3 separate regions of the Mus musculus genome follow, and regions 2 and 3 are each linked to region 1. Evidence: chromatin loops called from intact Hi-C (ENCODE). Cell type or tissue: gastrocnemius. All regions are shown on one strand.

The links. Hi-C counts contacts between places; a loop is a spot of excess contacts. Peaks named below come from ENCODE experiments on the same cell type or tissue, not always from the same donor. Only the 100,000 strongest peaks of a DNase experiment are listed, where the experiment ranks them.
Region 2: a loop joins it to region 1, with 3 times the contacts of the local background. A loop is called at or near these places in 9 of 42 quality-filtered maps.
Region 3: it touches region 1 in a loop (4-fold over the local background); 16 of 42 quality-filtered maps call a loop at or near these places.

The regions. Positions count from the first base shown.
Region 1 is chr16:28,836,567-28,844,566 of GRCm38, reverse strand. The region is part of intron 1 of Mb21d2 (Mab-21 domain containing 2); the gene reads left to right. Among named protein-coding and RNA genes, the nearest start is that of Mb21d2, 89 kb to the left of the region's middle. In gastrocnemius, CTCF peaks have their summits at 4,329 (motif pointing left) and 6,347 (motif pointing left); DNase peaks (open chromatin) are centred at 3,837, 4,317, 4,713, 6,350 and 2 more places; H3K27ac peaks cover 252 bases.
Region 2 is chr16:29,431,861-29,439,860 of GRCm38, reverse strand. It overlaps Atp13a4 (ATPase type 13A4), which reads left to right. Exons shown (of 30, transcript NM_001164612.1): 18 at 5,765-5,889. Among named protein-coding and RNA genes, the nearest start is that of Atp13a5, 57 kb to the right of the region's middle. In gastrocnemius, a CTCF peak has its summit at 4,953 (motif pointing left); DNase peaks (open chromatin) are centred at 3,906 and 4,990.
Region 3 is chr16:29,029,274-29,037,273 of GRCm38, reverse strand. No RefSeq gene overlaps it. Among named protein-coding and RNA genes, the nearest start is that of Mb21d2, 100 kb to the right of the region's middle. In gastrocnemius, a CTCF peak has its summit at 3,701 (motif pointing right); DNase peaks (open chromatin) are centred at 2,620 and 2,947.

The DNA.
Region 1 (8,000 bases):
AGGAAGGAGGGAGGGAAGGAGCCATCTGACTTCTAACGCAAACCTAGGAGGATGCCTGCCATCTAAAGCTGTGAGGAGTGGGTCAGGTGCTCCGCATCTCTCCTTGAACTTTACCTTCAGCATCCGCTCTCACTCAGCTGGGCCCATGGGAGGCCTGCCTCTGGGCACTGTTTGGAAAATGTACTGCAGTGTTCTGGATTCAGAACTCTGTAGGTAAACTCCATAACCACTAAGCCTTTTCTTTTCTAAAATCCTTTCTTTAAATCTGTATTTAAAGATTTATCTATTTTATAGGTGTGAGTACACTGTAGCTGTCTTCAGACATACCAGAAGAGGGCATCAGATCCCATTAGAGATGGCTGTGAGCCACCAAGTGGTTGCTAGGATTTGAACTCAGTACCTCTGGGAAAGCCGTCAGTGCTCTTAACCTCTGAGCCATCTCACCAGCCCCAAGTCTGAGTTTCTTAAAGCTGGAGTCCAACATGAGACTTTGGTATTCACTATGTCAGATGGCCTGTAACATGCTTGAGCCATAGGAAGTACACAGAAGCTCCCCCACAACCCGCTTTCCCCCTTTTGTCTCCTCTCACAGGCCTTCTTCGGGAGCCTGGGGTGGGGCTCCCGCACTCTTCAAAGGAACTGCCCTATCCAGGACAACCCAAGCCACTCTGAGACCCTTCAACTTAGGTTAGTCTGTCCATCTCTAGATCCTAGTCTCTGGAAGCTACAGCTTCTAGTGGAGAGGTTTGGTCTCCACCACCAACTACTCCACAGGACACACAGGCAAGGGAATTTCCTCGAGGAGCCCTACAATCACTCAGTGAAAAAAGATGGCCTGCCTTCTGTCCCTGGCTGTGTAGAGTGTAGTCAGGGGCAATTTCCTAGAAAGGTGCAATTTGCTAGAAAGATGGGGTCAGGGTCATCATCCCAAATGGCTAGAACTTAGGACCAGAAAACTTAGTCATACTAAGAAATAAATATCAGTCCAACAGAGGCCTTTAAACCTATATTCAACCTTTAAAAACTGGTTGAAGGTTCAGGAGGCAGACACAGTTGAATCTCTGTAAGTTCAAGGCCAACCTGGTCAAAGCAGTGAGTTCCCAGCCCAGGCACAATTGCATACTATGGTCCTGTCTTTAGTACACAGACATACACATACAGACACACAGACACAGATAGACACACACACACACACACACACACACACACACACAGATAGAGACATATACAGGCACGCATGCACAATATCATACCCTAATGGTTGTAGGAAAAAAAGATTAAGAAGTTGATGTTGGAATTTGGTGACAAGGATAAAAGTCAGTAAAGCCACAGCGTGCAGTGGAGACTCAGTTCCTTGAGTGTCACTTGCAGTCTGGCTAGGGAGACCTTAGCCCTCTCTGGGGTGCTGTGTTCTGCTACGCTTGAGTGCATTTTGCTTACTGTTACTACTTAGTTTACAAAATATTAGCATTTCGAGAAAGCTATATATGAAAGAACAGTATTTGAAGTGTGTTACTGTAACTCTCCGGCTCACCAGCCCTATACACGCCAGCTCATGTATCAAGACAGGCTGTTCGTGGAACACAGTGACCCCCAACACTTAAGAACACAAGGGAACACGAAGCAGAAGTCTCCGTCCTGCTGAAATTCATGGTTTTGTATAAGTCACAGTGTGAGTCTCGTAAACTACCACCCTAAGCAGAATACTGTGCAGAGAGGAAAGGGGCGTGCCCGCGTGCAGCCGTGAACCGCTAGGAGGCAAACACTTTTAAGGCGGGTAGAGTTAGCATCCTTCCTGTAGGTAAGGACATGGGCCAAACACAAACTACAAACGAGAGTGCAGGGGTGGGGGCGCACTGGGAGGTTGGATATCCAAACCAGTGTTCGATTGGTGGAGGATTTTGGGGAATCCTTTCTGGGACAGAAGCTCACGGAGAACATAAGGGGCCATCTAAGACCAGCATTGAAGGGAGATTGGCCTAAACGTGGGCAGTCTTGGCTCCAAGGATGGGGCACTGCCAGAGAACTTGGTGCAGGCTGCCGAGGTGACTGCACGTGTCCTCAGGAAGCCCCTTTGATGGGAGGAGAGGCCAATTAGGAGGCCATGCTGTTATCCGTGGTGTGACGTGATGCCTGAGCTGGTTGTGACAGGGACACACAACAATGGGCTCTGTAGGGAAGACCCCGCACCAGGCAGTTAAGAGACAGGATGTCAAACATTTGACAACTGAATTGATGGCGCCCGACTCTGGGGTACCTGCCTAATGATGACAGATGTGGCGTGTTCAGCAGTAACCATCACTGCTGTGAAGCCAGCTGGATTTAAGTACTCAAGGAGCTTGTGAAGGAGTCAGGAGCTGGGCTCGCCTGATGCCCGTGACTGGTCCATGCTGTCGTATGGGAGAGAAGGCTAGTGGTCCTCAGGCCTCTGTTGGGCGCTCTCTTGAAGCAGGATGGAAGCGCCTTGTTCTTGGCCCCAGGTAAGAAGATGTACCGTTCCCTGCTCCAGTGCTGGTCTAAGGACCAGGGCATGATTTTAGATAGGAAATCAGGTGCAGCAGTTTTGCTAAGTAGAGTTAGCGGGCAGAACACAGCTAAGAACTCTCAGATCTTTATCAGTCTATTGAGGTCATGGGCCTCTTTTCTTCCCTCCATCTGTCCCCTCATTCCTTCCCTCCCACCCTCCTCTTTCCACTCCTCCTCCTCCTCCTTCTCCTCCTCCTCCTCCTCCTGCTCCTGCTCCTTCTCCTCCTCCTCCTCCTCCTGCTCCTCCTCCTCCTCCTCCTCTTCTTCTTCTTCTTCTTCCTCCCCCTCATCCTCCCCCTCCTCCCCCTCCCCCCCTCCTCCTCCTTCTGAGATAGGGCTGACTTCCTAAATAAGAGGATGTCCTTGAATCCCTCATGCCCCCTCCTACCCCCAGTGCTGAGAAGGAAGGACTATTTGAGCCGTTGCCCTGATTGTTTCTTCTTGCAGGGAGTCATCTCATTATTTTTGAGTCTTAATTTATCCCCTTCCTTCTTCGACCCTCATGCGACCTCATCTCTAGTTATTGTTCATCTGTACAGAAAGAGTCGAGGAGGGAACGGCTGGCCAAGCGTGCCCTTGTCATGGTGAATGGCTGAGAGGTTAGGATTACGGCCTAAGGGCTTTGTTCTTCTTCTGCTCTCTGTCAGCCACAGAGTTGATGCTAAACTCCGTGGTTGCGCTCGCTCTTCCCTGGTGCTTCCGAGTGTGTGTGGTCCTTGACTGGCAGCCTCGGCCACCTGGGAAATTACTGGAAATGCAAATTATCCAGGCCTGCCAAAGCAGATAGTTTAGGGGCAGGCCCAGCAAGTCAGATCTTAACAAGTTCGACAGCACCACCACTTGGCACAAGCCAGACGGGCTCATGCAACCCCCTAAGGGAAGGGAAGGGATTGAATAGAAAATAAATTAATATATTAAAAAAAATAAAACAAAACACCACATGTTCCACTAATGCTAAAAGTCGGTGTTGTTCATTGACCCGGCACGTTGTGAACAGATTTATGTTGTATAAAGCAAACTGTGTTTTTCCAGCACTTTCCAAGTTCCAGAAATGGCCCTTGGAGCTTTATATAGCTCTCATTAAGTCTCACGGGAGCCATGTACTATCTCCCCACCCCCTTTTTAAAGAAATGACGAAACTGAAGTTTCAGAAACCCCACAGGGCATAGGGAGAAGGCTCATTCCATAACGCGCCTTGCATGCACTGGCCCAAGTCCAGATCCCTTGCACCCACGTAGGAAGGGAGGTGTGACCGCACGTCTGTAACTCCAGCCTGAGACCTGGAGACAGTGTGTCCTGGGAGCCCACCAGTCAGCTGATCAGTTAAGTCCAAGGGCTACCGGAGACCCCGTCTCAATATACTGAAGAGGACGCCTGGTAGGCCAGACTCTGGCCTGTGCTGGCGCCTGCACGTACGAAGCATCCAGATAACTTTTCCAAATGTTGCAGAGCCCATAAATTGTGAGGCTCGTGTGTATCCTGAATTTATAACGTTCGGATCACACTATCTCCGTTATCTGTTTGGGCATTTTCCCTGTGTCTCTTTTCATCCGGATACCACGGAATTTTATCAGTGAATCAGTGACGTGTGACATCCTGTTAAGTAGGGTTACTGCAAACTGTGTGCAGGTATCAGGGATTAGACAGTGTGAAGCACAGTATCCTGACCCATCTTCAAAGCATATCAGTAAAAGCAGGTATGAATTATACAAAAATTATGTCAAACCTCCAGGCTTTTTAAAGCCACTCTTGCGGTGGAGACTGTACAACTGTAAGGAAAAGTTAGGGAAGTGCGCCCTCCAGTGGAGAGTAAGGAAAATACGCTCTCACACCAAGAACTGTAGTGGGGTTTGTCTCCCTAGCTGGTTTTCTTCAAGACTGAAAATTTCAAGACTTGAGTTTTTCATCTCAAAGTTCGAAGCTGTTACTTTTATCACAAAATGTGGGTCTGTGTCATCTTGTCACTATCTTGGGTGTTGGATTTCTGCATCACAATCAGACCACACTGGGGGTTCTGTCCATCTGTAATCATTTACCTGCCTAACTGTAGAATCTGATCTGAATAGGCTCTTGAAAGGTGTGCAGTGTGAATGTTCCTGCCGGTGTTTAATCCCTTGGGTCAAAATTCAGCTCCGCGGCTGCCGATACCTTTGGAATTGTATACCTGTGTGGCTCTAGACAGTTCAGACTGTGGCATCTTTGGTTTCAAGGCTATCACCGCAGGCCATTCCTGTGCTGCCAGTCCACACACTTGATACTTCTTGGCCCACCCACAGGGTGGAATGTTTAGTCAGTTCTCTCCCTGAGGACTCTCAGCGCAAGCGCACTGTCCACGTATAAGATGGATTTGCCCCCTCTCTGGTGAATGAAGGAGATACAAGTGTGAACAAATAACCATCGGAGAAATCTTAGCAAAAACCATGTTTTGTTTTGTTTTGTTTTGTTTTTTTGTCTTTAAAATGAATACCTGGGAAGTTAGGGATAAGAATGTGTTTCCAGTTGGGACGAATAAGTTCTGTTTTTCCTCATGTGTCCAAGAGTCTCGCCAAAGTTGTGCCTTTGGTAAGTCTCAAAGTAGCTACTCTTCAGACTTTAGCATTTCCTGGTAGTAAACCCAGGCTGGATGCAGTTAAATGTGGATTTAAAATTGGGGGAGAAATTTCAGTGTTGACAGTTTGAAATACACATCTCCTTGAAGGTTGGTTCAGTCCTTTGAGGTGAGACATAGAGACCCAAAAGAATCAAAATCAATCAATCTCTCTCTCTCTCTCTTTCACACACACACAAACACACATGCTCGCATGCATGCATGCACGCGTACACACACACACTCAGCTTAAAAGCTCCATGTAGAGTAAAAGAGCTCTAGGTTGAAAATCAGAGACCCTGGGTTTCCGTTCCCAGCACTTCTGGCTTTGGGCTCTGGCTTTCTAATCTGTGCCACAGCAGTTGTATTAATAACACTGGGAGCCGGATTTGGCTCCACTAATCTGACTCATTCATTCTTTGTAGTCGAACACGCTCATAGCTTAAACTTCATTCCCCAGAGTCCAGGATCTGCAGCTTGCTGCTGATTCAGATGACAGGAGTGTCAAAGGGGCTGCAGGTATGGGCTCCTCTCTCAGGAGCCACCAAGTTGATTGTTGGTGTCTAGCTGGAACAGTGACCACAGCTCTTCATCCTCTGGGAAGCACCGGGGCAGAGGAGCTAGCCTCAAATATTGCTTTCCCATGTAAGCAGCAAGAGGGTGACCTTCAAGGTGGCCTCTGCTGTCATGGGGCAGATGCTGATTTGAGACATTGCAGTGTTTTCTTCAGGCTACTACCCACCTGCACCTCGAACCTGCACAGGTGCACCTCCATAGAGGTTGTGTTCTTGTAGTTTAGTTTTCTTTGATGTCAGCATCTTCAAGTGCAGTAATAAAGTATGTTTTGTTCGTGATATTAAGAGTTAATTTCAGGTAGCTGATTATGTCTTGAAGATACTTCTGTCCTTTATTATCAGTAAGAATGCTGGTAGCTTTTCCAGTGACTGCTTTCCTTGGGAGCTTTGTCTGACCACCCTCTCTCCTGCCTTAGCTTAAAGATGTGTGTTTGCTTGTACTAGAGAACTTTTCTCCTCTGGTGTTGCTCTGGCAGAGTGACGAATTAGGAGCCATCTAGATGATCCGAGGTGGATGGTAGACGGGTTGAGGGCGAGGTTTTAATGTGTCTCACAGAGGTCTCTTCCTCTACTAAGCATCCAAATGCCTACAGCTGCTAGGATTTGATGACTTCGGAGCCTTGCTTTACAGAGTTAGGAATGATGGAGCACGGATGCCCTCTGTTGGCAGTTACTGGGATTTTGACCTTAGCTCGCACGGTAACCATCCCATCAGGGTTGCAAATGATGCTTTGGACAGTCCCAGAGTGGTAGTTTTATCACAGAACAAGACGTGGTACCGCCCTCCCCCCACCCCCGCCTTTAGACTGTTTCATAATTGCTCCATTATCAGGCTTTTTCGTCTGTCTTTGCTTGGGCATATGGGCTAGACACAATTTCTTAGGAAGTCTCAAAATGACAGTATGACACTATCAGATTGACACTGCCGTGCTAAGCATCTTACCCACCCGTCTCATCCTCTGTGAAGAGAGCGTGTCCCAGGATATGTGGTCTATTTGTTTACTCACTTTATATCTGTCCAACTTCCATTGTTGGGTGATACACAAGTTATTGGACACAAGGGGACCAACAGGTAATTGCATAATTAGTAACTAGTGGACAGAAAGATGGAATGTGCATTTGGGATTCGTTCTATACATTTCAGAGGGATAGGGATGGTCTGATCCAAAGTAGAAGCTACCTCCTTACACACACACACACACACACACACACACACACACACACACACTCACACTCACACTGCAAGCCTTACCTTCTCCTGTTCAGTTCATATTTAGGAATGGCCTGTACTGAAGGCAGACACGAGATGCACACCTAAGTAGGACACGGACTCATCATGGCTCTGAAAAGAGATTCAGGAAAGGCAAAAGTATCTGTGGACTGGCCAGCAGAATTAGGTAAGCAACAAGGCAGTGACTGATCAGACAAGATGCAGATTGTAAACACCCTTGCTGATGTGAGAGCCCAGTGACCTTTGGGGCAGTTGTGCATAGATCTTGTTTTATAAGGCATACAGCGGGGACACATTATACATAGAACCGGATATCACAAGTAGGCCATTATAGTGCTGACCTGTATGACTCTTGCCATGGTCAATTGGGCCTCCGAGCTGGGTAAGTTCATCGCTAAGAACGTGGCAGGGAGCAGCTGAGCCCTTCAGTCAGAGGAGGGAGCAAAGTGGGCAGAGGTCAGTGTAAGCTGAGGAGGGCTGACTCTCTGGGCAGCTACGGGAACCCATCCTGGCTTCACAGCTGCGGCCTTTGCCTAGATTCTGCTTTCTCTCCCATGTGGGTAAGGACTATGCTCGGGGCTCCCTTCTGAACTTTGTGGTTGTGGATGGAGCAGTGGGTGGCTCTTGGAGGTAGGAAGCTGTCCTGCTGCCGGAATTGCCTGTCCTAGCTCTAGATGAACTGCGGAGCAGACTGGGGACGCAGTAGGCCATCAAGAGCGCCCCTCTCCCAAGCTCACACACACTCAGTACTGTGTCCTATCTTCACACATCAGGAAGAAGTAAAATCAAGTCTATAATAAAAGACAATAGCTTTTTGTTGTTGTTTAGATCTAGAACACTGTATATGGTATTGCATGGGGCCATTATCCATTATATGTCTTGAAGTGTCTGTGGGTGATATTACATGGCATTTGGTTACACTTTAACATATTGTAGCATACAAATGAGATAGTGAGTGATAATTGGCAAGTATGATTCTCACAACATTTTCCACCGTTGCATAGTTTCAGAGATGCCCACAGTAAACTGACATTAAGACAAGTTCTTTAGCCAATGGTAGTTTTAAATTTCTTTAGAGGAC
Region 2 (8,000 bases), 600 kb before region 1:
GGCCCAAATCACAAAGCTTATGTCAAAACACTGTCAGAATATATGAGAATAAGCTGTACAGCATGCAAAACGTAAGCTGACCTTAGGGTTTAGTGAAACCAGTTATGTGGAAATAACCAATGTTTTAGAGCTTGAAATTGGGGCCCTGGCCTTGCCACATACATTGGTTAGAAATAATAAGATTTCACGTTTGCTTAGAAACAAAAGCTTCTTAATAAGAAATACATAGCTAATGAAACAACAAACGTCAATTGTGCTTATGAAATCTAAGTAATGTTTACAGAGAAACAGGGGAACCTTCTAAGGGGTCACACTGGACAAAGTTTGGATGTGTGTAAATTAAAATAAGGGTTCGCAGTTGTGCGTTGCAGCAATGACAGTTCCACTGTCATTGTTGTGGTTGTGGTTGCTTTTCTGCCATTTGGGGGCATCCTGTTAATTTTGCCTTAAATGATATTTCTAGGTTTTTGTTTTGTTTTGTTTTGTTTTGTTTTGTCAGTCACTACTATTTATGCTTTTGTAGGGTTCATCAAGCCTCATTTCATTTTTTTAGAGTCCCACACACTCATTTTCATATTCATCCAATGCAGCAGTCTTTAGTTGTGACTATATTTTCACCTCTTCCCTTAGCATCTTAGAATTTATATGTGCTGTTATCTGCACATATTATCTGCAAAAATTCCCCCTTTACAGGAGTTAAAAGGAAGAAGGAAACAGTTTATTATAAAAATAGTAGGTTAATAAAATTTTAGCTGACGCCAGTGAAACAAAGGGAACAGGTTGGGGGCTTGAGAGATGATCCAGCTGGGAAAGAACTTGCCTTGCAAATACAAGGACCAGAGTTCAGCCTCAGAAATCATTAGAAATGTGAAGTTTGGTAGCCTGTGCTTGTGATCACACTGTTGGAGAGGCACAGAGGGCAGATCCCTGGGCTGACTGGCCGGCTAGCCTAGCCTAGGTGGAAAGCTCTAGGACAGTCCTCTATATGCACACACACCCCCCACATACACACATACCCCATAGAAAAACATAGTCACACAAATATACACATACCCCATACACACACACACACACACACACACACACACACCCTCACATACACACATACCCCATAGAAAAACACAGTCACACAAATATACACATACCCCATACACACACACCCTCACACATACATACTCATATATACATACATACACACACCCCCATACACACCCTCCTATATATACCCCCCACATACTCATACACAGATACTCTGACACACAGATACATACACATACCCATACATACCCTCTCACATACACACCCCATTCACACACACATACACACTCATACACACACCATCACACACACACATACACACTCACACATACATACATACATACATACATACATACATACATACATACACATACACATGCACCCCATATACACACCCACATACACACCCACATACACACACACCACACTCACACGTACACACATACACACACACACATACACACACGCATACACACACACACACACACACACACACACTCACACACACTGAACAGTTGCTCAAACCTGAGAGTAGACACCATGAGGCCACAGTGGCTTCCTGCTATGCAATGTGTGCTATGTAATGCAGCCGGCCTCAATGCCTCACACAGTCTTACTGCAAGGAAGACAGCTCGGCGACATCATTAACAGCTCCTGGGAAAACTTCAAAAGGAAATAGTACAACTTCCTCTCAATTTGCATACTTGCAGTATCCCTGCAAAATTGAGGAGCTGCAAAAATAATTGGTGTTTATATGAGAAGCATTGCTAGGGGAACTATACTGGCAACATTTTTTATTATTGTTCAAGGAAACAATATTATCTATCGAGTGCTAGCCTATACACTAACAGCAGAACAATGATGTCATCTAAACAGCACAAGTGCTGGTGACTTACAAAGTCCATAAGTATCCAGTGAAATATTCAAAGCGTGTGAGGGGTGAGTGATGATACTTTGTGCACTTGTCATTGCAGACAATCCTGCACACTTGCAAAGATTTTTGCCCCCTAAAATATCAATAAAATTCTGTCCCTGCTGAGAAGGACTGATGTGACCAATCCTCTGAGATTGGGTTAGGGACAAATGAGGCCCAGAGGGAGAGTGGTGTGTGGATAGTCACCAAGTGTCACATTTGCAGGCAGAGTATTGGACCAGTCCCTGATTAGCCAACTTAGTGAGACCTCCTGAAGTTTGGCTATTTCAGCTCTGAATATTATGATCTGGTGAATTCAGTTCTAGGTCACTGAGGTCAGTTTGGGAAGTGGACCATGAGAATAGATGTCACAATCTGAAGTAGAGATACTTTGGGTCAGGGAAGGGTTACGCAAAATTGGGCTTGGTGCTGATGCTGCTTACAGCCCTGCTTTCTGCTTGTTACCCAGTGCGATGTGTGTGCATTTACAAGCTGTAAATTCCTGGTTTGGGAATAGTAGATGTAACAAGTCCTTCCCTGTGGAGGAAGCTGTACACTTGGGAATGGTGAGAGCTGTGGTCTGCAGGAGAGTGCTTGCCTTTGTTAAAGGCATTGACATCTAAATTCTAAACTTGCAAAATCTAGTAAGGCCTGAACACAAACTGACAAATAGGATCTTGTCGTCTGTTCTGTATTTGGCTCTCCCATTCCACACCACATCACCACCATGGGGACTCATAGCTAAACTAATTACTCTATCTTTTGGCTATTTTGGCTCTGAATTTTGAGATCTGATCAGCTCAGGTCAGGCCACTGAAGTCAGAATTGGAAGTGGACCTTGAGAATAGATGTCACAATTTGAACTAGAGATATTTGAGGCCAGGTGGGCATGGTGTTGATACTGATACTAAGACAGAACATTCTCTCTCTCTCTCTCTCTCTCTCTCTCTCTCTCTCTCTCTCTCTCTCTCTCTCTGTGCTTACACATGTCTCTATGTCTCTGTCTGAGTGTATTTACTGACAGTACTTCTAGTATCAATATAGAAGTCTTATTGAAGGTTTTTAAAATTTTTTATTAGAAATTTTCTTCATTTACATTTCAAATGCTATCCGGAAAGTCCCAATACCCTCCCCTTGCCCTGCTCCCCTACCCACCCACTCCCACTTCTTGGCCCTGGCGTTCCCCTGTACTGGGCATATAAAGTTTGCAAGACCAAGGGACCTCTCTTTCCAATGATGGCCGACTAGGCCATCTTCTACATATGCAGCTAGAGACACCAGCTCTGGGGGTACTGGTTAGTTCATATTTTTGTTCCACCTATAGGGTTGAAGACCCCTTCAGCTCCTTGGTTACTTTCTCTAGCTCCTCCATTGGGGGTCCTGTGTTCCATCCTATAGATGACTGTGAGCATCCACTTCTGTACTTGCCAGGCACTGACATAGCCTCACAAGAGACAGCTATATCAGGGTCCTTTCAGCCAAATTTTTCTGGCAGATGCAATAGTGTCTGCATTTGGTGGCTGATTATGGGATGGACCCCTGGGTGGGGCTTATTGAAGGTTTTTACTCTGCTTTATATGTATTTCTTTAAAGGTTATGCAAATTTTAAGAAAGAAAGAGGTTAACTCAGGACTGACCACCGTCTGCACTGCACTCACTAGTTTTTATTAGTGTAGATGCTACAGGAGGTACAATGTGAGGTCAAGAAACAGGGAAACAGCATAGTACTCCACACTGCAGGGTCCCAGACCCTTCATGGGACCATTCCTTTCCACTTCTTGGCTCAGAGTTAATATGCTTGAAAGGAAGAGTGAAGGGACTTGGGAGATAAAAACGTTGAGAGCCAAAGACGTAGTGGGACAGCTCACAGGGAGATGGGTTTACTCCAGGTCATGCAGCAGGCAGCAGTGTGCTGAGACTGGAACCGTGGCGTCCTGATCATATCAGTCACTGAGGTCTATGCTGGCGACAAGCCAGAGGAGCTAGAAATGGGTGTTCTAAGATGTCCCTGGGTGTTTGAACTTTCAGCCATTTTCTTGGCCTAATGTAATTTATTACTGGCTCATGTCATATAATCTCTTAAAATATCTAGCACGAGGCCACAGAAAGACTATAAAACTCTTATCAGGCATCAGTTAAGTTATTCTTGAAGGGAGGTTCAATATCTCCTTCAGAAAGACTCTAATAACTCTAATCCAAAAAATGCCTGCCCGTCTTTCGACTCCACAGACCTCTGGGTTTTGTGTCTGCCGTTGTACAATTCCCAGCTTTGCGTATAAAGAAGGTGATCATGTCTAATCTTTTCCTCCTCTTTAAATGTGAAGTCTTGGAGTTGGAGCTCCTGCAGCCTCTATAGAGTTTCTTCTTCTTTTCCTCACCCAGTACCTGCTCAATAGACACCGATGAGTCTAGCACACTGACTGTCTAGTTCTAGTGAGAAACCAGAATGAGCAAATGACATTTTCTTCACGTCATGGCCAAACGTGATGGAACGCAAGCATCAAGTGTGTTGAGTGGGTGGTGCTTGCTGAGAGCTTCCTGCATGTGGGCATCGGTGGGCATTAATGAGCAGAATCTTGACTCACCTGGGCTCCCTCCCAGGGAATAGAGGCTGATCAATAAGCCAATACTGAAAGGTATGAATAAATAAATAAAGAACCAACTAACCAGGGTAGAAGTAAGGTGTGGAGAGAGCAGTTGTTACCCTTTGGAGAAGCCTTAGAGGCAGGCAGCATGAGGTGGGACTCAGGCCATAGGCAGGATTTCGGAGGCAGATCATGAAAACTAATGTTTGCTTCAAAATAAGAAAATCTCCACCAGTCTGGAGCAAAAGTCTGGATGTGATTAAGTGTAGAGCATATCCACGGTGAGTGGCTCATCTGTAGCCAAGGAGAGAGGCTGCTGCATCAGGGAACTTAAATACTATACTGGAGTTAGTGAGAGATGAAGCCATTCTCCCAGGTTTGCTCTGAGATGAGGAGCTGAAACTCTCCACTTCCTGCCACCTAGTGGAGGGAGTCATAACGTCCTAGGAGCACCTCCACCAATGCTGTGCCCCTGGCAGGCACAGTGTACGTGCTCAGCGGGAGGGCTTGGAGGGCTCCAGCGGGTGCTGTTTTAATCTGCATTTCAGCATGAATTAGGTGGTTCTGGGATCTTGTTTCTGTATCTGCATCTAATTAATGGAACTGTAGGAATGTTCAACTCTCTAATCTCCAATGCCTTCTCCATCCTTGGTCCTGTAGGATATTCTTGCTTATGGTCTCATGGGACCCTCCATGAAGTGCTGGAGTATTCTATGCAGAAGAACAGAGCTTCCAGATGAGAAAGAAGGGAGGGTTCAGTTTGGCCTTAGTAAAGGATTCTTTTATTTATTTATACCATACCTTATGGGGTTAAAACGATATCTGCATAGCCTTAGTTTCTGGAGAAACTGGGATTTTGTTTTATTTTTCTTGTTTCTCACTTAATGGACACGACTTTCTCTCCCCTCTGTGGTCAATAGATGAGGGAATGGAAGTCAGTTGAGCCCTCACAGAGGCCCGAGCAGTCATGAGCTAATTCTGCAAAGGCCAAAGCCAAACTTCAGTCCTACAAGTACTTCCTCTGGGTTCAGTTGGGCTAACTACTGCAGCCCCCCAACTCCACCTGTTCCCTGTCAGGGCTGTTTGTGGCTGGGAAGCAGTGTTGGAGTGGGAGGTGGGGGTGGGGCAACTCTGTCTTTGACTATCATTACTAAAAAAACAAAAAACAAAAAAACCCAAAAAACAAACAAACAAAAAAACCCTCTCACATGCTTTTCTGTTCAATCAGGGAGAAGGTGGAATCAGACCTGGTATTTCTGGGATTGCTGATCCTGGAGAATCGATTGAAGGAAGAGACCAAGCCTGTGTTAGAAGAGCTCATCTCTGCCCGGATACGGACTGTCATGATCACAGGTATAGCTGCATAGTATATCATGGAAACGGGGGTGGGGTGGGGGGGGGACCTTGGAGATACACACGGTGGGATCACTTCACACATATTGTACCAATGTCAAGGCTTCACTCTAGGCTGTTGGCAACAGAAGGGCAAGCTATTCATCAAGCATCTATCCCGTGAGGCAAGAGACAACCAGTTAGTCAAATAGTGCAACACATGTTTTGAGACATACAAATTGGGGCACATGCCATCATCCTGAGTCTGAAGCAGGAGAATTCCTACCAGTTTGAGGCTAGCCATGAGGACATAGTGAGTTTGGGGGCAGATTGAATTGCAGAATGGGACCCTGTCTAAGGAAAAAAAAAAGAAAAAAGAAAACAAAACCAAACAACTCAATAACAACAAACACCAAGAGTCTGGAAAGATGGCTCAGCACTGAAGCTATCTGTGGAAGACAATCTTCAGAAGCTCAGAGCCGTGAGTAACTCCAGCTTCTTGGGAGTTCTTCCTGGCCTCCGTAGGCACTTGGCATGCAGATAACATACACACAGGTAAAACCTCACATACATAAAACAAAATGAAATGATAAAAAATCAAAACAAACAATAAAAAACACATAGCAAAAACAAGTCCCTTCTCCCCCGATCCCCCAAATCCCAGATAGAGCAGCCTGGTCAAGTGTGTCTGACCATCTACTCTCTACAAGGCACTTAGGAGAAGCCTCTCTGTTTGCTGGCATTTGAAATAAGAGCTGAATAACACGAAGGTATGAACCATGCACAGATGATGATTTTTATTGTCAAGTATTAGAAGGAGAAGTATCTTCATCAGTGTGGTCTATAAACTACGCTGACAGCCCATCAGTTAACAGAATCTTTAGTTCCGAACAAAAGGAACATGTTGTCATCTTGACTCTAATGCGAAGACTCAGATCTCATAAACAAGCTGTTGGTGGGGAAGGAGCCCTCCAGGGAAATATATGACATAACTTCATAAACTTGCTTGGGCTTTTCAATGAGAAAGATAACTTATTTCTTAATTTGTACTTCAAGTGGCTTGCTTTCTCCTACTGTGCTTTAAGCTCCATTGCTGGTGTGATTGACACACATCCTTTCCAAAGCTCTCCTTGTGCACCTCCTGAGCAGAAGGCGAGAGCTGGGGACTCTGGAGTCCTTCTGTTTTCCTCCATACTTATCCACTCCAAGGTTCTCGATCCCACAATCCACAGCACTGTGTATACTTTGCTTTCTTCTTTTCTACTATCCAGTCTGACTTCTAGGTCTTCCTGGGATAGTTGGGTAGCCCTCAATATTGCGAACAGCATTAGCACTTACATTCCATGTTGTCTTAGGGTTTAATGCTGCTATTCAGTTGGGGAGGAAAGTGTTTATTTGTTTTACACTTCCATACCAAGGTTCATCACCGAAGGAAGTCAGGACAGGGAATCATACGGGACAGGAACCTGGAGGCAGGAGCTGACGCAGCAGCCGTGAAGATGTGCCATTTACTGGCCTGCTCCCAATGGTTTGCTAAGCCTGCTTTCCTATAGAATACAGGACCATTGAGCCCTTCCCCATCGGTCACTAATAATAAAACACCCCATGGGCTTACTTACAGCCTCACTGATCTCACAGAGGCATTTTCTTAGTTGAGGCTCCCTTGACTCACAGGGCTTTAGCTTGTACCAAGTTGATGTAAGAGTACCCTGTGCAAGCCGGGCAGTGGTGGCGCACGCCTTTAATCCCAGCACTTGGGAGGCAGAGGCAGGCAGATTTCTGAGTTCAAGGCCAGCCTGGTCTACAGAGTGAGTTCCAGGACAGCCAGGGCTACACAGAGAAACCCTGCCTCGAAAAAACAAAACAAAACAAAAACAAGCAAACAAAATGAGTGTCCAGTGCATGCATGTTCACAGTTTATCTTCAGTCTTTTTTTGGGGGGGCAGGGGGCATTGTGTGGATAAGAGCTATTCATCCTCCAGATCGGTCTTTAGTCTCTCTTTTCCTTGTGTTGAAAATTCTGCTCTGCCCTTTGAGTATTTTCCACTTCTTCTTTCTTGTTCTCGGAGGGCACAATGCTTTCTGACTTCTCACAAGTCCTTATAACAACTTTCTTTGTCTTCATGGGGGCA
Region 3 (8,000 bases), 190 kb before region 1:
CACACACATACACATACATACATGCACACATTCACACACACATACATATACATGTACACAGAGAGACACACACAGACACACGCACATACATACACATACATGCATATGCATGCAGACACACACACACATACATACACACACACATACACACACAAACACATGCCATATGTGTGCAGACACACACACACATACATACACACACACATACACACACAAACACATGCCATATGTATGAAGTAAAGGATAGGATAGTGGCCATCTTTAATATAGGAAGGAGACGAATAAGCCAACGCAAACTGGTTGTATAACATGTATCAGAATATAATTACATAAGAGTACAGGTGCTCATATTCTACAGCACTAGATAGGATGGATAGGGTGAGCACAGTTCACAGCAATTTAGGACTTCTTTTAAAAAGAGCTACAAGAGAGGAACTCAAAGTCTCTAACAAATAAATGATAAAGGAGAAAAAATGCTAACTGCCTGATTCAATCATTACACATTATATATATATATATATATATATATATATATAGAGAGAGAGAGAGAGAGAGAGAGAGAATTATCATACTCTACCTCTTAAGTATGCAAAATTATTATGTTAATGAAATATCTTAATGAAGATACAACATAAAATACTAATACAAATTAAAATGAAAAACTTTATGAGTCCCTTGAGTAGAGAAAGCTATATATTTTTCTACAACTACTTTACTTTTAATTTTTTAAGTTTATTCATTTTATGTCTATGAGGGTTTTGACTTGTGTATTTCCATGAACCACGTGCGTAAGTGGTGCTTACAAAAGCCAGAATTAGATAACAGATCTGGACTTGGAGTCAGATACCTGTGAAATGCATGTAGGTACTGGGAATTGAACCCAGGTTCTCTGGAAGAGTAGTCAGTGCTCTTAATCACTGAGCCATCTCTCTATCCCTAACACCTATTAATATTATTAAGCTGTTTAGAACAGCTGTTCTCAACTTGTGGGTCTTTAGTCCTTTTTTGGGGGGGTTAAATGATCCTTTCACAAGAGTTACCTAAAACCATCAGAAAATACACATATTTACATTACAATTCATAACAGTAGCAAAATTACAGTTATGAAGTAACAACAAAAACAATTTTATGGTTGTAGGTCACCACAAAGGGTTGCAACATCATGAAGGTGAAGAACCACTGTTTTAGAAAGTGCTGTGTTACCTGGGTGTGGTTGTGCACACGCTTAACCCTAGCACTCATGAGGCAGAGGCTCTGTGAGTTTAAAGCCCAGGCTACAGAGTGAGATCTTGTCTCCAAAGGGAAGAAACAGAAGCAAGGGAGGAAGGGAAGGAAGGAGGGAAGGAGGGAAGGACGAAGGAAGGGAATATGAAGTAAGACATAGATCCTTTTCCCCAAGGAACTTAGGATCTAGGGCTGAAGATTATATAAATGAAAAGAAGTCACATTACAAAGGAAGTACAGATGGGTTTTCTGTGGTAAGGAGCTGACTTCCAGCTGGGAAGAACAGAGAATAGCTCCGAGCACAGGCCTCATTCTACCTGATATAGAAATGTGAAAATGAAGCTCAATGCCAGCAAGCAAGCACGGACACCCACATGCAGCCACACACTCTAGGAGAGTTCTCAAACCACCACCATTCAAGGACGGGTAGGAACCATGTGTCTTTAACAGGCTGTATTATTTCTCTGACCTTGTCTCCTATAAAGTAAAGGGAGTGGAGTATGTGTAAGGCTTGCCGGTGAACTTGTCAGCCATTGGTCACCCCCTTGTCTTCAGCTCTGGTAAACTCTACAGGCAAAGAGTTAGCATGTGATTTCCAAAGAACGCTGTTCTATATAAATAGACATTGAATCCATGTACAATTAAGCATCCGCTAATAAAACTATGCCAATTATATTCTCGGGCAAGTACAAATGAAGTAGCATTAAGTGAAACTCTAAGCTAAGAATTATTACATACACACTGTAATTCTCATCGTGGTTAGATGGAGAAAGACTCAAATGAAACAAATAGCTGTTTTAAGCACAATGGTTAAAGGTATAATTTCTTGTGAAGTCAATTTAACAATAAATTCTTTTTCTAATGGAAATGCCATTGTATTTCCATCTCATTTAGAGTAAGCATCCAAACCGAGCAGAGAATAAAGATTCCTCCCATGTGATCTCATCTCCCCCCTGCGGGGGATGGGGGCAACCAGTTCATGCAGATTGTTAGAATACGTTCAGATTTTTAATGCATATACTGTTGGTGGGTAGTTAAACATTTTTCTCCATAAGTGGAGCCATGTTCTTTATCCAGTTCTATAATCATAGTTTTGTTTTTAATGTGACTAGCTTGTTACAGTGGAATAAACAGCATATTCTTACAAAACCTTCAAACAGGGAATAACAAATTCAGAGTCAATGTTAAAGTCGAAATGCAGATGCAACAGAGAATTTTCTTAATTGCTATCAAGGTTCCAAGCAGGTGGTGCCCTGTGCAGCAGCCTAGCCACAAGGACTTGTCCTCCAAGCTTGGGAGAGAGGTCAGTGAGGGAACTCTGACTAGGTTGGGGGGAGGGGACCATTCCTTCAGCCCCATCTGTCATTTTGCGCCTAACCTGTCAAGACAAGGCCCAGTGGAGTTCTCTATAATGAGAGAGGAGGGAAGGTGCCGCTTTTTAAATTAATCAGATGTGGCACCCACCGAGTCCATAAGTGAGGCGCACAAAGGTGGCGCGCATAAACCGCCAGAGCCACAGCAGCCCCCACAGACTTGCCTCCGATGCTCTGCTTTCCCGGGCCCACTGCAATCCCGCCTCACCAGGTCTCCCTGCCCGTGTGCCTTCCCTCCCGAGGGAAGCATCTCAGAGAGAGGAGGTTATTGTCTCATTATCTTTGTGTCGTTCTAGCCAACAGGACTGTGGTTTTCCTGTGGTCACATGGCAGGCAGTGCTGATCCATTAGAGCTAGGCGGGCTGGGAAGGAGGGGAAAAGCCAGCTTGCTCTGCTCTCCAACTGCTCTATTAATGAAGTACCGTGAGATGGGAGTGGGGCAACAGGTGATGCTCTCTTAGAGATCAGAGCCTGAGGGATAGATGGAGGATGCCAACCTTGAGTCACAGCATCTGACAAATGCTCTACAGAAATACTTGCTGGCATAGGCCCCTAGGTTTGGAAGCCTGTGTACACTGTTCGCTGTAGGTATGCCATGGTGAGGCTCCTGTGTGCATGACACTTGTGATGCGGTGTGATAATGGAAAACTAAGCAAAGCCCCTTAGGTTATAGAGCCTGAACTTCTTCAGTAGATGCTGATGTGATCTGGCAAGATCCTCTCCCATTTCTTTCACAATTCCATCATATTTCTTCCTTGACTCTAGCAGGACTTTTGACTTTCAATCTGTGGCTCTCACACTGTAGGTGGTGACCCCTTTACAATTCATAACAGTACCAAAATTACTGTGGTAAGTTGCAACCAAATGGTTTTATGGTTGGGGTTGGGAGGTCACGACAACATGAAGAACTGTGTTAAAGGATTAAACATTAGGAAGGTTGAGAACCATTCCCCGCTGCTTTAAATGTTTGTGTATCTGTAACTCTTTTCAGACTAACTTTGTTTCCCTGTGGAGATGGCTGCAGATGCAGAGTTTACGTCCTTCTGGGGATAGTCTTTGTCCAGTGACAGACTGATTAAGCCTTATGAAGTCCTGGTGACTCCGCCTCAAGGGGGAGCAATTTAATAGTTATTTTATACTTCCAAATATCCTGTGGAATCAGGCTGAAGTTGATATCTCCCCAGAACGCCTTGGCTTCCTTCTTCCTTGCCCTCGTCCTGTTTCTCTCCACTCCATCCAGTGTTCTTCTGGGAGCACTTGAATAACTCACACACATGCTGGTCTCAGCTTCTAATTCTAGGAAACCTTCCCTGGGACAACGTCACACAGAATGACAGAGGCAGAGGCAGCAGTCTCTGCCAGTGAACCTCTGTAAAGTGCACATGATCACAGCCTAGGAGTGAGCAAGATGGTCCCTAGCAAGCTGGAGGTGCAATTAGAGTCAAAAGAAGAATATGAAGCAGATGAATGAATATAGGACATGGAAGAAGGAAAGGGAAGAAAGTTTGGTTTAAAAAAGGGGGGGGGGGAGAAACCCATTCTCTGTACAGCCCTAGATGCCCTGGAACTAGCTCTGTAGCCCAGGCTGGCCTTGAACTCAGAGATCCACTCGCCTCCGCCTCTGCCTCCGCCTCTGCTTCACTCTCCAGCACACATGCATTTCAACTTCTAACGTCGTTTCTGATTTTAAAGGCATGTGCCACCACCACTCGGTCCTGGAAAACGTTCTAAGCAAGAATGAAAGCCACTAGTTTCTTACTCGGACTCTATAAGAGCTTGGAGCTACTGAGGAATTGCATTCTAAACATCACAATCTGATGGATCTTTGCCCACCACGGAGACACTGAAGGTTTGACAGCAGAGTAACATGATGGGAACAGTACCACTGGAAGGCCTGTATGGCAAAAGCCTGTAGACGATCCTATGGAATGTGCAACAGGGACACAGCCACGTTAAGGAGCTGACACATTAATTAATGGATGAAAGAGCTGACACAGCACAGGGGCAAACAGCTGTATTAAAGAGGAGTCCTTCTCTGGAGTCATCGATCGTTGCCATGGCCACCCACCCTTGTCCTACCTTCCTTTTTATAATGTAACCAGAAAATTAAACTCTGGTTTAAGGAGGTCTAACCTCAGTTCTTCACTATTTGACAACAGAAGTGCTCAATAATGCATTTATAGAAAACTAAAAGGTAAAACCCACTCATCTAATGCATTTATCTGCAGGTTTCCTCCTGGGTAGCATGTGGCCTTTAGTTTTGATGAATCCACATGTGTTGTCTCTGAAACCTGTGATTTCCTCCCCTCAAATATCTTGGTGTCACTGCGGCTGCACTGTCCTGCTGATGCTGATTATGCCACGCTGTGCCAGAGGCACTACATGAGCCAAGCCACTAACTACTGAGACCCGACACAAAGGTCCACAGGCATCACTAAACTGCAGGCAGAGCAAATAGGTCTCACACTGCTAATTCTGGTCAATTACTGCGTAGAATTCTAAGGCTGCATGAGGGTTGGGAGGAAACGCTATAAGCAATTAATTATATTTGCTATAGGTACAAGAGTGAAGAATGATAGTATGTCAGGGATTTACCCTTTGTTCTAGAGGACCTTTTCTCTTTTTTGGCTACATATATTGCTTTACAGATGAGAATATAGAAGTCTAGGGACAGCCTTACCCAGATTTACACAAATATGACAGGGACAGTGCTTCTTCCAGGCAGATTTTCAGTAGAAAGAAGCTAGCCAAAGTGTAGGGTTTGAGATATATTTTCTCCCATTCCTCTTCCTTTCCCCCTCTCCACTCCTACCCTTTTCCTTCCCCCTTCTCTGAGTGTGTCTCTGTGTGTGTGCGTGTGTGTTCAAGAACTCGAGCAAAACAACACCTTTTGCACATGATTTATATAGGCTTTCCAGATATTTGTCTTTCTTTTTTCTGAGTTTAAAAAGATAGGATTTACCCAGGCAGCTTTATCTCAGGACAGCAACAGACTGCCTTTCCTAATAGTCACTGTTTCCCCTTTGTTAAAGGGTCAGCTATAAAATAACGCTTCCTCTGCAGATAGCTTGTTCTCCAGACAGATTAGATAACTCAGGAGATGTGCAGTGGATGTGGGGCCTTTAACCCTAGGTCAGTCTTTCATCTCTCACCCAGATTAGCCCTGACAGCTACTCAGGAGCCTCCTTGAGAGGGAATGCCCAGCTTCTTATCTCAAGACAATCGGCATCAAGAAATAAAACTTTCTGGCAGCCTGGAGATATGTTTGGTGCACCTCTGTGGCAGTTGCCTGTCACTCCTCAAAGAAAATAGGTTCTGCACCAATCTGGGTGGAGTTTGCTTTGCATGGCAAAAGATCCTGACTACTAAATGGATATCGGTGTCTATTACCAAAGCTCCATCCTTAGCAACAGGGACAATCAACTCTTACCACGTGGGATCCTGGGTCCATGTGAGATGCTAAGCAAATGGATGCCTGCTGAGCTGAAGAGAAGCATCTCTGACCACATTCCACAAATCCCCTTCTTCTCCTCCAGCAGCAGAGTGATGTGGAAAGCAGGTGCAACGCGTCTTGCAAGTAAAACCTATTGTGTCCTACTTAAGTATAACTTGATCATATAGATAAAATAGAATTCACCTAAAAATCAACCTTTCATATCATGCTGAGTGTGATAAAATTGGAGAATATTGTGTGAATGAGATATTTTGACAACATAGACCAAGAATCACCATGCCCTACCTCTCACCTCCATCCCACCCATACATGGCAGACAGACCAACACACACACACACACACACACACACACACACACACACACCATGCACACACACTAGTATGGCCATAATTTTTGCATCATTGAACTACAAAATATTTTTACACTTGCATATGTTCTCTCAAACTCTTACTATAATTCCAGCTCTCCCCAGTTCTCCCTATACTCCTGAACATAAGGAAGCCTTGACTAAATTATTATCTCATGCACTCATCACTGTAATATTCATGTCCACTTTAATGCTCAGTGGAGTATGCTTTATCTTCGCAATGTCAATAAGAGTAAAAAATGTGATGTGGAATATCAATGCAAGTTCATGACAAGCTTTCTCCCTGTCTTAGGAATTTATTGCTGTGAAGAGACACCATGACCATGGCAACTCTTATACAGGACAGCATTTCATTGGGGCTGCCTTACAGTTTCAGAGGTTCAGACCATCATCATCATGGCAGGAAGCATGGTGCTGGAGGAGCAAAGAGTTCTACACATTGATCCAAAGGTAGCCAAGAGGAGACTCTCTTCTGCACTGGACAGAGCCTGGACATAGGAGACCTCAGAGCCCACCTACAGAGTGACACACCTCCTCCAACAAGGCCATGCCTCCTAATAGTGCCACTCCCTATGGCCAAACATTCAAACACATGAATCTATCAGCCCTATTCCTGTTCAAACCACCACACCATACCGCCAAATCATCATTTACTTATTTGTATCACAAATACCTTTCTGATCTCTAACGCCCTCTCTCTACCTGTGTGTGTGTGTGTGTGTGTGTGTGTGTGTGTGTGTGTGTGTGTGTTTTGCAGGATTTTCCTTGTGCAATCACATTTGGACAGAAGGAGGCCTGTGATTGGACAGGGAAAAGGGAGGCAGAACTAAGAGTTGCAGAAATAGAGGCATCTTGGGAGAGAGGGAGGGAGGAGAATGTAGGCCGACGTAATTATTTCATGAGGTTAGAATAATCGGGATAAAGCTTTTATCGTTACCATTAGCTCTGAGATTATTGTATTGGCATCTTGTAAATTGTGATTTTATTGATACATGAATCTGATTGGATAACTATAAGCATAGAGTCTTGTTTTTACCAGGTTACTGGTATTGTGTTATCAAACCACAAGGATGGCAGATCTATTTGGTTATTGGAATGTGGGGCAGAGCCGGCAGGACCCCACTGGGACATAGTGTTGTGGCCCGCCAGTACTAGAGCAGGAATGTGGCCCAGAGGGGCCAGAGAGTTGGCAGGTTGAGAGAAGCAGGAGCACAGAGAGTTGGCGGGTTCATTTTTAAATATTTCCTGCAACATATATGCATTTTTAATTATATTTAATCTTTTCGGTTTTTTGCACTCCAGATTTTATCCCCCTCCCAGTCCACCCTCTAATTGTTCCACATCCCATACCTCCTCCGCCCCTCATCTCCATGAGGATGTCCCTACTCCCCCCCCTCCCCAACACACACACACACATACCCCACCTCACTAGGCCTCTCCACTCCCTGGGGCCTCCAGTTTCGTGAGGGTTAGGTACATCTTCTCTGACTGAACCCAGATCCAGCAGTCACTGTCAGCGTCCAGCCCTCTAGCAAAACACCAACACGAATCAGCAGTGGCAGTCCAGTTCACTCTGTTAAG